Linked DNA regions of Mus musculus: region 1 is linked to region 2. The links are chromatin contacts, found by Hi-C or POLR2A ChIA-PET in ENCODE. All regions are on one chromosome and are shown on one strand. The core of a region is the stretch at or near the end of the contact, and the rest is flanking DNA. Distances in the headings are between cores, read along the strand shown.

Region 1 (7,475 bases), core at 2,416-4,915, 220 kb before region 2:
TATGCATACTATATTTTAATCATATTTTAATCATATTCCCTTCCATTGCTCTACCTTGGCCCTCTACTCCTACTGATCTATTTTTGTGTGTAATCTAGTTCATTTAATCAGGGCTGCTCACAAAAGCATGGGTGAGAACTGTTCATAGGAGCATGAGTCCTTACCAGTGCCTATGCCGTGACAGGAAATGTCTCTGCCAGCAAATATTAATTGCCTGTTGAGCTCAGTGAGAGGTGGGGCTTTGGGAATCCCTCCCTACCTCATGACAGGATGGTGATGGGCCTAATCTTGAGAGGGCCGTGTACAAGTAATCACAGCTGTGTGAGTTCAAAGTTGAAATGACCTTGCCATACCTAGGAGACAACATTCCACAGCAACTTCTTCCTTCATCTCCTACCACTCCCTCTGCTCTCACGTACCCTGAATCTTGAAAGGAATGATAAAGATGTCCTATTTATGGATTAGTAGTCAACAGTTACTTATTCTCAGCACTCTGACAAGCTATGAGTCTCTAATGTTACTGCTTCCCACTGCAAAAACAATTTTCCTTAACCAAAGCTGACAGAAACTATAAGCCATACTCATAAAAGTAAACGGTTATCCCAGTGGCTCTCAACCTTCCTAATGCTGCACCCCTTTAACACACCCCCAACCACAAAATTATTTTTGGTGATACTTCATAACTGTAATTTTGCTACTGTTATGAATTGTAAATATTGGAAATGCAGGATATCTGATATGTGACTCCCAAAGTGGTTGTAACCCACAGGTTGAGAACCTCTGATTTAGAGGACAATTTGAAGGGCACATCCTCTTGTCCACAGAAAAACAACAACACAGCTTACCCACTATAGAACCATAACCTCCATAGCCAGGGACATTTGACCATTAAATAACAGATGTGACCCCCAGGCCTCCCAATCAATTGGAGAGCGATTGTCACTATCTACCAACAGGCTTGCAACTATTGTACCAGTGGGCATATCTTTCCTGGTATTATAGTACTCAGTGCTTTCACTAAGACTCACCAGTTGGTTTTTTGTAAATAAAGCTTTATTGGAACATATTATGCTCATTTGTTTATGTCTCTTTTCTCACTCTAACTGCAGTGATGAATAATTATGATAGAGACCATATGGCTTGAGACATTTTCCTATCTGGTCCTTAACTGAAAACATCCAAGGATCTCATAAAATTTACTCACTCATTCATTTTATTGGTTACCAATTCTGTTAATGACACCGGGGAGTGTAAAGATGAGTGGAGCTGTCCCTGAGGCCCAAAGACTTACAGTCTAACATAGACAAGTCAACCTCCATCTGACAAGGCAGAAGGTAGCATGTATTATCAACAAGAAACAGCTAAGTTGCTATGGTAGTTCAGAGATGGTGAGGCCCCGATGAAGAGAAGGAATCGAGCTCTGCACAGATATTACTTCCATAACTGTGGTAACTGTGGCTACCAGTAATTTCCCAATAGGAACTTCATGAGACATATAAGTCACTTCTCTCATGGAATTTTATAAATTGTGGTAGTCACAGGGTGGAAGTGAGTTCAGATATTACTTTGTGTGCAAATGTCTTTATCAGGAAGCAAGCTTCCTGTCACTATGGGGATAATCATACTTATAAAGATGTTTGAAGAGTTGAAGGAAGGCTTTTCTTGCTCAGGCTGCAGATAGAAAGAATTCCTTTTCCCTTTTTACTGACTGTTCACTCAACAAAATAAAAATAAATGCTGTAGATCTCAAAGGACTTTGAAAGAGAGCCACTCAGACATCAGTGGAAGGCTTAAAAAGAAGACTAAAATTATAGACTACTAGCCATGCAGTAGTGTGACTCTTCTGTAGAGTTCCATCATGCCTAATTGTAAATGAACTGTCAGTAAATTCTTATTGGCCTGTTGACACCCTTTAAGGGTCCAGTCACCACCTCCTACCTGAAAGGAACCCTGTCCAGATTGAGGCTGTTGTGATTAGAATGTGCCTTTTCACCTAAAACCTGTTTGAGGATGTATCTCTCTTTAGTTTTCACGTAACACAGAGTTTACCTGACGCTTTCCCTCCTTCAGTTCATTTCTTGAGACAGGAAACCTATCTCCCAAGCTGACCTCAACTCACTCTGTAGTTGAGGATGACCATGAACTCTGATCCTCCTGCCTCCGAAATTCTGGGATTGCAGGTGTATAACACCATACTCAGTTTATATAATTGATCCTGAGTATCAAGTCCAAGAGTTTGTGAATGCTAGGCAACACTCTGCCAACTGAGCTCCATCCCCAGCCTCCACCGTGTGCTTTTGGAACACTTCACTAAGTTGACATGGATATAGACAGAGCATACATTCAAATTTAGGTGGTTTATTTGGTAAAGGACTTTAGAATTTCGGGTTACTTTAAAAGTGAGATAAGTAAGATTCCTTCTGTTCTGCTTCCAGTGGGATATCAAAATTGTTGGCTAAATTCCAGCTGCTCATTCTTTATATTCATAGTACCAAAGGGACCAGAGCTAATGCAATGCAGTCTTGACTTAAGATATGACTGTGAGGTATTTACCCATGCAAAGCATAATATTTTGATAGATAAAGTGAGTGCATTAGGTGAGAAAGCTACTGAAAGAAACTATCAAATACTCAACAAGGTAACAGAAGTGTTTGAAGAAGCACCAAGCCCAAGTAGTTCAAGTTCCTCCAGAGTCAGAGACCCCCCAGCCCTTAACCATCTGACCGCACTGATGGGAACTCCCTGTCTCCTTTTACCCAGAAGCAGAGACCAGTTGGGTCCAACACTTTCCCATACTCCATACCCCGGTTGCCTGTAGAGCAGAGGCTGCCCCAGATAGGATGAAAAAGAGGAGAATGTAGCAGCCCACTTTGCATAAAAAGTATTTCAGGGCATTTACTGACAAGTAGGTATACTTACTGCATACACATGTAGGGCTGTATTATATCAAAACTGTCTAAATAAACAGAGACTCCACTGTCCCCTTCAAGCCCCACAGCGTCCTTAGGAATGTATTGCTTCCTCGGTTTCCTCTGGTGTCAGTGGCAGGAAAGGCAGAAAGCATTACCTTTTAAGAAGGGAGGGAATACTGAAAGTGCCTTATTTGCAGCCTGCTACAGCAGTAACCCTGCAGACTGGCTTCCCACTCAGCCTCCCATTACCATGCCTCCCAACCCCCTCAGGACCCTATGGGAGTTGTCCCGAGTTTCTGATTTCCAGGGATCACTTTTGAAGATCCAGCAATGCTTAGGTGATATTGAATTACTGATTATCCTCTGGTTCTGTTCCCACTGGAGGCATTCTGGTCAGCCACTCATTTGTCCCATTTAAAGCACTTGGTGGCATGAACTCACTGGGTTTCTGCCCACATCACTGCATTCCTGGGATGCCATTCACAGGCCTTAGCAAGATCATCTGACAGCTGCCTGTGAGGTCAATGAACTTTATGCATAATCAAATGCTCACAGCTAGGAGAAATCCTTTCCTGCTCCATCCCTCCCTGGGCAAAGAATACACGTTAAGCTGCCCCCTTGGTTCCTTGGTGAGGAGGTGGTGGAGTCCCCAGCTACTTTTACATGATTTAATGCTGAGCAGAGAAGGAAAGTGATTGCATCCTCTACAGGGCCCCACAGAACAGTCACCACCCACACTGTTTATTCAGACTGGGATCTTGGCCATTTGGGGTTTAAGCCAGAAGAAAGGGGGGAAAGAAACCAACCCTGGAATGAACACTTTTGAAACTCTGTTGTATTCAGGATGAAGTACGGCCAAGGATCCTTTTTAAAAATCTATTTAAAATCAATTAGCGGGATCATATTCTCATTTGGAATGGATTGTTAGCAAAAGCTAATTGTCTCTGTTCTCACCCAGGTTCTGAGCTTGGGGTAGATGCACAGACATTAGAATCAACCCTCTGTTTTGCCGGAGTCTGATGCTACTACCAAACTATGTGTGGGCAGTTGGGCAACCCTGACCTTTGACCAGCTTTCCATCTGAGAACAAGGAAAGAGGTGTGAGGAAGAGAGGCTGATGTAAACAAGCCTGCTCTACATCCCAGAGCTTCCCCGGGAAGCGACTCCCCAGGAGCTTAGCCCAAACTGAAGGCAAGAGGCAGATCACAGGCCTAGGGAGGAGTCTCTGTGAGGCACCTCCTCCATCTGTCTCTAGTCAGGACTGCAAAAAATTATCGCAGACATGGGAGATTGTATCTTAGTTTCAAAGATCTCGAGAGGAGATTCCGGGACCTCCCTTGGTTACCCACCCTGCTATTTAGCAGTTCCTCCAGCCAGAAAATTCTTTCTTATTTGCAGCCTCAAATGTGCATGTGGTACTGCTTTGGGGAGAAGCTCCTGGTCCAGACCACTCCCACAGCCAGCATGTTTACTCCTCTAATGGGATGGAGCCCATTACTGGCTTCTCCTTCAAGATGGCAGGGGCTTAGACCTCCTTCTAGAACAGTCTATAGGCAACCCAAGATGGAACAGGAGAGAGGGTAGGCTAGGGGTCTGAGGGATGGCATTGATGGAGATTAAACAGGTTAATGAACACTACTTCTGGGCATCTGTGTATTTATGGAGGACTGAAGAGCAAAGTGGCAAGTCAGAGAGTGAGACTTACATACACCCTGTGTACATGGAAGATGCTGAAGTTCCTGCTGCAGATTTTAAAAGAAAAGGAAAAGGAATTCCCCACAACAACAGAGGCTAGGATTGCACTGACTCCAGGACTCTCCCCCTAGTGTTCAATGCAGGGAGCTGGGTTGGGGATGAGGCTGCTGTGCTTGCCTGGCCTTACAAGACCCTGACCTCACTCACCAGTAAACTGAGTGCACTGTATGCTGCTGCGGATTCCTCCTCCTCCTCCTCCTCCTCCTCCTCCTCCTCCTCCTCCTCCTCTTCTTCTTCTTCTTCCTCCTCCTCTACTGATTGATTTATTCTGAAAAATGCAATCAACAATTCAAATAGCAATTTACAAATCAAACACTTGAATATAACACAACTAAAATATACTGAGGAGTAATGGTAGAAAAATATTAAAAGTCTTTGCTTTCCATAATTAAACTATTAATATTTCTATAAAAGCAGACAGTATTGAGTATACAATGTGTTCTTAGCTAGTGGTCTTGAAGCTGAGGTACTTCTAACATTGCATGGTGTTGCAGCATGCCTGCTGCTGAGAACACAGGAGTTCAGAACTGAAGCTGTGGTGTGATCAAAAGAGGAACACTGCAAAAATGCTATGATTCAGTTCCCATTTGATCTTGAATTAATATTGGGTCATAGGATGTACAGAAATCATTCACTGCTGCCAATTTTTGTGACTCTCACATTCATTTATGTGAACCTCATGGGGGTCTTAACTTAGGAAAACTGGATTCTGTAGTATACCTGTAGCCATTCCTAAAGCTGTGAATTCTCTGTGGCAGAGTTAAATATATATACGTGTGTGTGTGTGTGTGTGTGTGTGTGTGTGTGTGTGTGTGTGTGTGTCTGCTAGCATGAAGCATATGTCCATACTTTATGAATAGCTTTGCTGGTCTCTTGGCTTAAAAAGTCTAGCTGAGCATTTTACCCACAATTACATCTGGATGCTTCTATGGGGACTAAGTGACCCAATCTATACATTCTATGAATAAATTTATTGGTGTACTATATGCTTCTAATCCTAGCATTTGGAAAGTAGAGACAGGAAGACCAGAAGTTCAGGGTCACCCTCAGCTACATAGTAAATTTGAAGGTAGCCAATCACACACACACACACACACACACACACACACACACACACACACACACACCTGAAAACAAGGAAGCTCAGCAATTAAGAGTATTTGCTGCACGCATAGTTTCCAGCATCCATGTAAGATAATGTGCAACTACCTGCATATCTACTCCTAGGAGATCTGACACCTTCTCCTGTCTTTTGCAAGCACCTTGCCCATGTGACATACCCTCATAAATGCACATACAAAATAAATAAAAGTCTAAACAAAAAAAATAATAAGAGCTGAAAGAGGAGTAAGATACCCACCCCAGGCAAGATAGGGTCAGATGTCATTGTAGGGGAACGCCTGTCCTTAACTCCACTGGCTGAATGGTGTTCCTCTCTCTCCTCCTCTGACCTCTCCTTCCTCCTCAGCAGATGTGAAATAGAGATACAACCTCTCCGAAGTGAGTTACAGGCCCATTGAAAAGACATCAGATGACCGGCGCGAGCAGCTGGTTGCTTCCCTTTTTATGGGATTATGTCATTGCCTTTCCTAAGAAGGAGGTTTCTCTCCTCCACCCACCCCCACCCCACCATGCTTCCCTCAAGTGCCAGTTCCTTGTGTTAAAGGAATGACTCAGTGAGTGTTGTGGTGCTGATGGTGTGACAAGTGAGCTTTGAGCAGGGAAATGGTGACCTACAACCCATTGTGGAGGCCACAGGCCGTCTGCATCATCACTAGTCCTTTGCTAATGATGCTCATGGTGATACTGCCATGTGTCCCTCATCAGTGCAAGCAGTCTCAGACGTGCTTAACCTGTGACTTTGTCACTGTGCCAGCAGGACCCAAACTAAGATGGCTGTGGGCAATCTCTTATGGGTCCTCTGGCGCATATGCCGAAAGATGGAGGAGTGGGCCAGGTGAATATCATATACATACAACCTCTTAAACATAACCTTCAAAAATGTATACTTATAAGATGCAAAACACTACAGACAGCTGAGACCCATACACCATTAAAAATCTCTCCATCTCTCAATCTCTCTCTCTCTCTCTCTCTCTCTCTCTCTCTCTCTCTCTCTCTCTCTCTCCTTTTGGGTTTTCTATGTATCCCAGTCTGACCTAGGAGTCCAGACTGGCCTCAAACTCATGACATTCCTCCAGCTTCAACCTACCTACAGCTCGAATTACAGTTGTAATTCCACCCACCACACCAAGTTTCAACCACTGCTTATAAATGATGTGAAGAGGAACTGTAACTTTGAAAGCCTCCTCTGCTGCCACTGACAATATCATGCCCCAGTACTCCCAGAAAGAACCCATTCAGCTCTTGTGGTCATGTTATAAGTCTGATGTAGTTTTGTATTGTAAGTTATACCCCATATTATTCTGACATTAAAATGCACAGTTATATTCTTACTAGTTAGTATTTTTGCAACTTTTAATATAACTTGAAATATTATTTTTGAAACATGACCTAAATTACGTGATCTAGTTCCTTTAGCCACCATATTGTTGTGGAATGAATATTTGTATTACTCCCAAATTTATGGGCTGAGTCCTAATTCCACTGTGATGGCATTAGGAGTAGGTGGTTCTTTATGAATTGGATTTATACAGGATATTTTGGAGAGCTCACTCCTTTAACTATGTGGATGCATCATGAGGAAGGCTGAGCCACCACTGAATTTGCTAGCACCTTACTCTTGGATGCTCACTTTCTGGAACTGAGAAATAAATTGTGATTGTTTTGTAATAGCCCTCCAAACAT
Region 2 (7,936 bases), core at 4,945-7,444:
AGCTTTACTACAGAGCAATTGTGATAAAAACTGCATCGTACTGGTATAGTGACAGACAAGTAGACCAATGGAATAGAATTGAAGACCCAGAAATGAACCCACACACCTATGGTCACTTGATCTTCAACAAGGGAGCTAAAACCATGCAGTGGAAGAAAGACAGCATTTTCAACAAATGGTGCTGGCACAACTGGTGGTTATCATGTAGAAGAATGAGAATCAATCCATTCCTATCTCCTTGTACTAAGGTCAAATCTAAGTGGATCAAGAAACTCCACATAAAACCAGAGACACTGAAACTTATAGAGGAGAAGTGGGGAAAAGCCTTGAAGATATGGGCACAGGGGAAAAATTCCTGAATAGAACAGCAATGGCTTGTGCTGTAAGATCGAGAATTGACAAATGGTACCTCATGAAACTGCAAAGCTTCTGCAAGGCAAAAGACATCGACAAAAAGGCCACCAATAGATTGGGAAAGATCTTTACCTATCCTAAATCAGATACAGAACTAATATCCAATATATATAAAGAACTCAAGAAGGTGGACTCCAGAAAATCAAATAACCCCATTAAAAAATGGGGCTCCGAGCTAAACAAAGAATTCTCACCTGAGGAATACCGAATGGCTGAGAAGCACCTGAAAAAATGCTCAGCATCCTTAATCATCAGAGAAATGCAAATCAAATCAACCCTGAGATTCCATCTCACACCAGTCAGAATGGCTAAGATCAAAAATTCAGGTGACAGCAGATGCTGGCGAGGATGTGGAGAAAGAGGAACACTCCTCCATTTTTGGTGGGATTGCAAGCTTGTACAACCACTCTGGAAAAAAAATCCCAAGTTTTTAAATGAAAAAAAAAAAGACACAAAGAAGGCAACACACCATTGTGTTTTGTGAAAGGGAACTTGGTGACATCTCTAAAATCATTTGCTTTTACCCTGTGAGTCAGTAACGCCACCTCAAGAAATCTATCTTAAAGAGACACTAGGGAAATGTTACATGACCAAAGTAGTGAGACATGCGTGACATAAGACACAGCAAACAACCCAAATGCCCACCCTTAGGATGAAGCCAGGACCACATAGCATATGAAGTACCATGTGTGCTGCTGCAGAAAGCTAAGAGAAGCCTCTTCTATACTGATGAGGAGAAATCTCTAAGACCCAATGTTAGGTTGGGTGGGGAAGGGATAGAAGTGCAGGAACTATGTTTGGGAACTATCTTTCAAAAAACAAAACAAAACAAAACAAAACAAAACAAAAAAAACAAAAACAAAAACAAAAACAAAGGCAGAGAAAAGGAAGTGACTAGACATAAACAGTTGCGTGTGGTTGTGATATAATCTTACTTCTCATGAGCCAGAGACTGGAAGACCGCTGAGAGAGAAAACATGCACCTAAGGGATGGTTGAGTGAAGATAACCAGAATGGATCTTTAGACAGATCTTTCCAATATTCTTAATACTGCAGTATATACGTGTACATGCAAAGTAAAGCCCAGAATTATTAACAAGCTCCCATTTTCCTGGTCCCAGGTCACTGCAGAAAGCACCCTTACCCATAATCCCTTACCTACTACATTTTTCATTTCTACAAAATAGAATCTTAAGTGGAATTTTGGAGGTCATACATTTTAAAACTTTATATTATGAAATTATCAAGCATATGGAAATAGAATAGAACCATGAGTCCAATGTGCATTAGAAGGTGGTAGACGCTCAGAATGCAAATTACCTTGGCATCTTTGTAAATGCAGTATTCCTGATTATTCCTGGGCACCATAACCTCCAGGAAAGAAAGAACAGCAAACCTAATTCAAAACTGGCCATAGGAGCCAAAATTTGAAAGGGTTCCCACCAATCTATTGCAGAATTTTCCCTGTCCAATCACAGTAGGGCAGTGGGAGGCCTGTGATTGGACAGGGGAAAGGGAGGCAGAGCTAAGAGTCAGAGAGAGAGCCACACACAGACAGAGACAGAGACAGAGACAGAGACAGAGACAGAGACAGACAGAGACAGAGAGATGCAGAGAGAGACAGAGAGAGAAGAGAGACAGACAGACAGGCAGAGACAGAAAAAGAGACTGAGAGAGACAGAGATGGAGAGAGTGTCAGAGGAGGAGGAGAAGGAAGATGGCTTTGGACGTGTACCCACAGTGCATTTACCAGCCACCAGTAGCTATGATTTCACAAGGTTAGAAATATTGGGATAAAGCTTTTATCATTACCAGTTAGCTCTGAAATTATTGTATTGGTATCTTGCAAATTGTGATATTATTGATACATAAATCTTATTGGTTAATTAAGCTTTAGGAGTGTTGATTCTACCAGGTAATTAGGTGTTGAGATGGCTGATTGTGGGGTGCATGGGGTGTTACATGGTAGCGACAGGAACTCGGGCCCCATGCCCCCACAGGAGAGATGGCCCGGTGGGTGCCTTGTGGTCTGGCATGGCAGGAGCGTGGGCTGACCCTGCCGAGAGTTGGCGGGTTCCTTTTTAAATATTTCCTGCAACACCAATCCAAGTCAGGCCAATGTGAGCATTTAAAAGAACAATGGTTGCAATGATTTGAAACATATAAATTATATAAAATCCAAGAATTAACAATTACACACACACACAAAGAAATCAATGGTCAGTCGGGGGTGGTGGCGGCGGCGCACACCTTTAATCCCAGCACTTGGGAGGCAGAGGCAGGAAGATTTCTAAGTTCAAGGCCAGCTTGGTCTACAAAGTGAGTTCCAGGACAACCTAGGCTACACAGAGAAACCCTGTCTCAAAAAAATAAAAAAATAAAAAAATAAAAAAAAATCAATGGTCTAGTGCAGATCTGGGACACTAGCTCTTTTGCTATGCTGAAAACTTACACAGAAAGGAAAAGTCCAGCATTTATTATTACTCTTCTGAACAAACTACTTCAGGGCAACTAAGGAAAGGTCCAGTTCCTGAGCAAAGGTCTCCTTTTTATAAAAGAAGCCCAACAAAACATGTCACACAATCTACCAGAAGTTACATAGTCAACATTAAAGGGAAAAGAAGATCTAGGCTGCATGTCAGTGGATACTCAGTCTGTACAGGGAGAAGGTGGTAGGCGTTTGATTCTGAACTGAGCAGCCTGGCTTCCTCTGAACCCTTGGGTCAGTGTAGTGGTTTAAAGGAGAGTGGTCCTCATAGGCTCATATGTTTGCATGCTAGTCCTCAGATATCGTAACTGTTTGGGAAGGATTAGGAGGTATAGCCTTATGGGAGGAGGTCTGTCACTGGGACTGGGCTTTGAGGTTGTAAAAGCCCACACCAGATGGTCTGTCTCCCTCTCCCTTTCTTCTCCTCCCCTGCTGCCTGGAGGTCAGGATATAAAGCTCTCTGTTCTTGCTCCAGCACCATGCTTGCCTGCATGCCACTACACTTCCTGAATGATGATCACAGACTAACACTCTAAAATGGTAAGCAAGCCCTCAATTAAATGTCTTGCCTTTTCTTTTTTCTTTCTCTCTCTTCTCTTCTCTTCTCTTCTCTTCTCTTCTCTTCTCTTCTCTTCTCTTCTCTTCTCTTCTCTTCTCTTCTCTTCTCTTCTCTTCTCTTCTCTTCTCTTCTCTTCTCTTCCTCTCTCCTCTCTTCTCTTCTCTTCTCTTCTCTTCTCTTCTCTTCTCTTCTCTTCTCTTCTCTTCCTCTCTCTTCTCTTCTCTTCTCTTCTCTTCTCTTCTCTTCTCTTCTCTTCTCCTCTCTTCTCTTCTCTTCTCTTCTCTTCTCTTCTCTCCTCTCCTCTCCTCTCCTCTCCTCTCCTCCCCTCCTCCCCCTCCCCCTCTCCCTCTCCCTCCCCCTCCCCCTCTCCCTCCCCCTCCCCCTCCCCCTCTCCCTCTCCCTCCCCTCTCCCTCCCCTCTCCCTCCCCTCTCCCTCCCCTCTCCCTCCCCTCTCCCTCCCCTCTCCTCACCCTCTCCTCTCCTCACCCTCTCCTCACCCTCCCCTCCCCTCCCCTCTTCTCCTCTTCTCCTCCCCTCCTCCCCTCTCCCTCTCCCTCCCCCTCTCCCTCCCCCTCCCCCTCTCCCTCTCCCTCCCCCCTCTCCCTCTCCCTCTCCCTCTCCCTCTCCCTCTCCCTTTCCCGCTCCCGCTCCCTCCCCTCCTCTCTTCTTCTCTTCTCTTTTCATTTCTTTCTTTTTTAGTAAGAGTTGCCTTGGTCATGAAGTCTCTTCACAGCAATAGAACAGTGACTGAGATGGTAACAGCAATCTCTCTGAGTTTGAACATTTTGGCTACACATCTATATCACATGTAGGCCCATGGGAATATATGGATAAAGCAAAGAGTAGGAAAGATCAACTCCACCTTCAAGTGAGTCACCGTGAGGGCAGAGTTTAGATGGTGCCATCCCACCGTAGAAGGCCACATGTACAGTGTGTGGTGTGCATGAGGAGGGGTCACCACACAGTGAGGGTGCTCTTCACTCAGACAGTTGGGCTCCTCAGAAGCTTCCTGGGCTCTCAAGCACAGAACTCTTGCCCCAGCCGTGGCTGTGCATACCAACTGCTGGGGAACAGTGGGGAATACACAGCACAGGGAGGTTTCGGCAGGGATCTGTGACTGTTCTCTTCAGCAGGAACTGGTACCACACAGTCCTGCAAACGGGGGAATCCCAAAAGATCCACAGGAAGCTAGGTGACAGGAAATGGGATGGAATGTGAACTAGGCCATTAGAATCTAGGTCAGCCACAAATCTCTTCAGGCCTACTGGGTATCATCTAAGTGTCTGGTAAATTGTTGACTGAAGGAATTCTTATCACAGTGGTTCTCCAGTTAAGTGACCACAGACTTGCTTTGTCAAGTGGTCTAGATGCCCTGAAAGCCTTATGTAGAAGTGGTTCAGGTTTCAGATCAATCTGTATCTCTCTTCTGAATCTAACAATTTGCTGACATATATAGGTATAGATCTATAGAGATATAGAGATAGAGGTAGAGATAGAGATGAGATAGAGATGGAGATATCACATCTTTAACTTTGGACTTGGTTGCTGAGGGCCATACCAGTATTGGTTAGATCCCACGGGGGTGGGAGCTAGGGGCTGGGGGCTGGTATGGAGTTGGAGAAGGAATGAGTCAGGCATGGTTGTGGGGCTGCAGTTCTTACAGCCTGACTGACGGGCAGTGGGGCACTTCTTTATTTATATAGAACTCAGTAAGCAAGGATAGATTCATGTTCTAAGAGAGATCCTTCGACACATTCAGTCTCTAACTCCAAGCCAGTTGTACTATTTGGAATCATTGCTGCTGTGGAATTTGATTTGTGTGCCCAGGAAAACCACACCTGAAACAGGAAGTGGCAGCGAGGAGCTGGCAGCCCCAGAGGAGGGTGCTTGCTGCTTCCGGAGGCACTGGCATGTGAAGTCACCACCCTTTGGGAAGGCCGAAGGATCTCTGACATCCTCTTGCTGATGACCCTAGAAGAGTCATTAGTCTTCCCCAGTTGTAGATCTGTCTGCTCCGCATGTTCCCATTTTCAAACAGGATAGGGTTTGGATGGAGGGGTCCTTCGTGTGGACTGCACCCTGGCATGTGCTCATCCTCTAGTTGACAGAACTGGGACCAAGAAATGGGGAGAAAGTGGAGACAGGACCCACAAAGATTTCACACCCACACACATCAGTATACAGGTCTAACTTTATTACTCAGTACAAAAACTTATATACAGCTTCTCAGCCAGTAAGGGTGAGGTTATATAATCAAGACCCAACTGGAGGATTACAGGAGCTCTCTGGCTTTGTTTGCCCCTTACTCTATAGGGGAGCAGGCTGGTTGCCCAATGGAGATTTTCAGAGAAGACAGAGGAAGCAGCCATCACTCTGGGCTCTGGTCCTTTATTCTGTCTCACCAGTTTGCTGGGAGCCACTTCCTATCTTAGACTGCATACAGCCTGATCGGGATTCCTCCAGCAGGAGACCATGAAGTCTAGCTCTGATCCACTTCCTCCTCCACTAGGTTCACTCTCACATCCCCCACAGCTAGTCGCCCCTGGAGGTCCCCTACAAAGCCATCTCTGCAGGTCCTGGCCTCAGGTGAGAATAGCTTGATCTCCTGGTGACCTCTTTCAGTCACTCCTAGCATTTCTGACTCTCCTGGCTGTGGTCCCAGTGTCACTTCCTTCATTTGCAGACTGAGATTCTGAGACGGTGACTCATCCAACTGTGACTCTGTCTCGCCCAGGGCTAGCGAGGTTCCATCCATACTCGGCCATGTAGCTGTCCCCTAGCTTAGCCACCAGCCCCGAGAGCCTCTCTCAGAACCTGTTATTCTGCTGTGAAAAAGTAGTGCCCTGGTTTTTGATGGAGTACTTGGCAAGGTCCTTGAGTACACCCTTCCCCACCCCCCCCCACCCCCGCCACCTCCTCAACCTTCAACAGCTGTGATTTTCTACCTAGGCTGCAAGAGAACAGCCCAGGGAACTTTAGGACAAAGCAAGCAGCCTGCACCTATCTGTGGCTGCTGACTGGCTATCTCTTTGAGGGAGATGTGGCCACAGAGCTTGCTAGAAGCTCAGTTCACCAAATGACTGACTGGCAGTTGAGGGCAAATTCACTGAAGGCCCTCACTAAAGCAAAGCCCTCAGAAACAGGCTCCAGTCCCAGATGCCCTCGGCACTGCTTAGGGATCCTTGAATTTCACAACCTGCCTCATGCTCCTATCTGCCTTGATCTGGTTCCTCCTGGCTCCACCCAGCCTCAGTAGCACCTTAGCCATACAGCGTGTCCTGTTCCAAGACTGTGCTTCCTAACAGAATCATTGTTAGGTTTTCTGTGGTGGGAGGAGTACCATGGTGGATTCATGATGGGTGGGATAAGTCATGCCACAGAGAGCACACCAAGAAACAAGTCTCACACAAGAGATAAGGGGCAGGGGAGATGGAGAAATACAAAGAGCAAGAGACAGAGGGACCAGGAGACAGAGAACAGGGCCTCCTCATCAGGAACCTTTTAAAGGATGTGAGTGTCGCCTTTGGGCTGGTATGTCAGGGCTGCTGGCACTGAGTCACTGAAGGCAGGCTGGGACTAACATTCCTCCCCTTTGTTTATAACAAAAGGTGAGGAATAGGAAGGAGAGATTGGGTGCCATGCTTTTTTAGACTGCTTCCTGCTGTGTGGGGCATTGACATCTTTAGGGACCCAAGAAAGTTGGGATGCTGGCCAAGTCCCTGGAAGAGCAAGCTGTTTCACTCACTACACAGTACTGGGGGACCATCTGGGGATACGGACATGCAGGCAGCAGTTGGAACAATTTGTAAGGAAGGATAGCCTGGAGCTAGCTACAGATTTTGAGGGAACACCTGGAGCTGGCAGTAAAGTAAGTTTTTCCTCCCAGGCCCAGGCTCCCAGAATAATCACTGAGACTCAAATATATTTACAAATACCTTTGTTCCCTGATTTGATCGCAACCTTTATTCTAAGTTCTGCCATGTGGCTGGTTACCTCCACTCAGCTCCCACACCTCAGCTCCTTCCTCCATGTTCCCCGGCCAACCCTCCCACACTGTCTATCCCAGCATTCCATCTCCCTACTGGATGTCCCACCTTCTTTCTCCTGCCTAAGTTTATAGGTCAATCAGCATCTTATCAACAGGTGCTGCATCCATACAACAGAGATTTATCTCTACAACACCCCCCTTTTAACCCAATAAAAGGCTCTTTCTCTTATTATAATAAACTATATAATAACAATTATGAAAACTAACAGGTAGGAATTGCATTCACAATGTCCAGTCCATATGTATTTGTCAACTTAAAAGAAACTACTGCACAAATATTACTGTGAACCTGAATTTATAAATACTGATTATCAAATATACCTTATTTATCAGACATGTTACTCATCTAAATTTTCTAGCAGCTTGTTGTTAAACGGTTAGCAAAAATATAAGTAGCTAGACATAAACCTTAAGTCAGTTTTTGTTA

The links. Hi-C counts contacts between places; a loop is a spot of excess contacts on that map. ChIA-PET counts read pairs that join two places held with the same protein, here RNA polymerase II (POLR2A).
Region 1: a loop to region 2 is called in a map of Patski, with 2.6 times the contacts of the local background. The contact joins two enhancer-like sites. A Hi-C loop is called at or near these places in 1 of 37 maps with a recorded cell type or tissue (Patski). POLR2A ChIA-PET finds 5 or more read pairs at or near these places in 1 of 5 experiments (Patski).

What each region holds. Positions count from the first base shown.
Region 1 is chr1:106,626,186-106,633,660 of GRCm38, reverse strand. The region is part of intron 1 of Bcl2 (B cell leukemia/lymphoma 2); the gene reads left to right. Among named protein-coding and RNA genes, the nearest start is that of Gm37053, 15 kb to the right of the region's middle. Within about 2 kb of position 3,665, at least 2 of the 3 ENCODE cell types and tissues checked have a DNase peak (open chromatin) inside an H3K27ac peak, as active enhancers do.
Region 2 is chr1:106,406,314-106,414,249 of GRCm38, reverse strand. No RefSeq gene overlaps it. Among named protein-coding and RNA genes, the nearest start is that of Gm41928, 110 kb to the left of the region's middle. Within about 2 kb of position 6,194, at least 1 of the 3 ENCODE cell types and tissues checked has a DNase peak (open chromatin) inside an H3K27ac peak, as active enhancers do.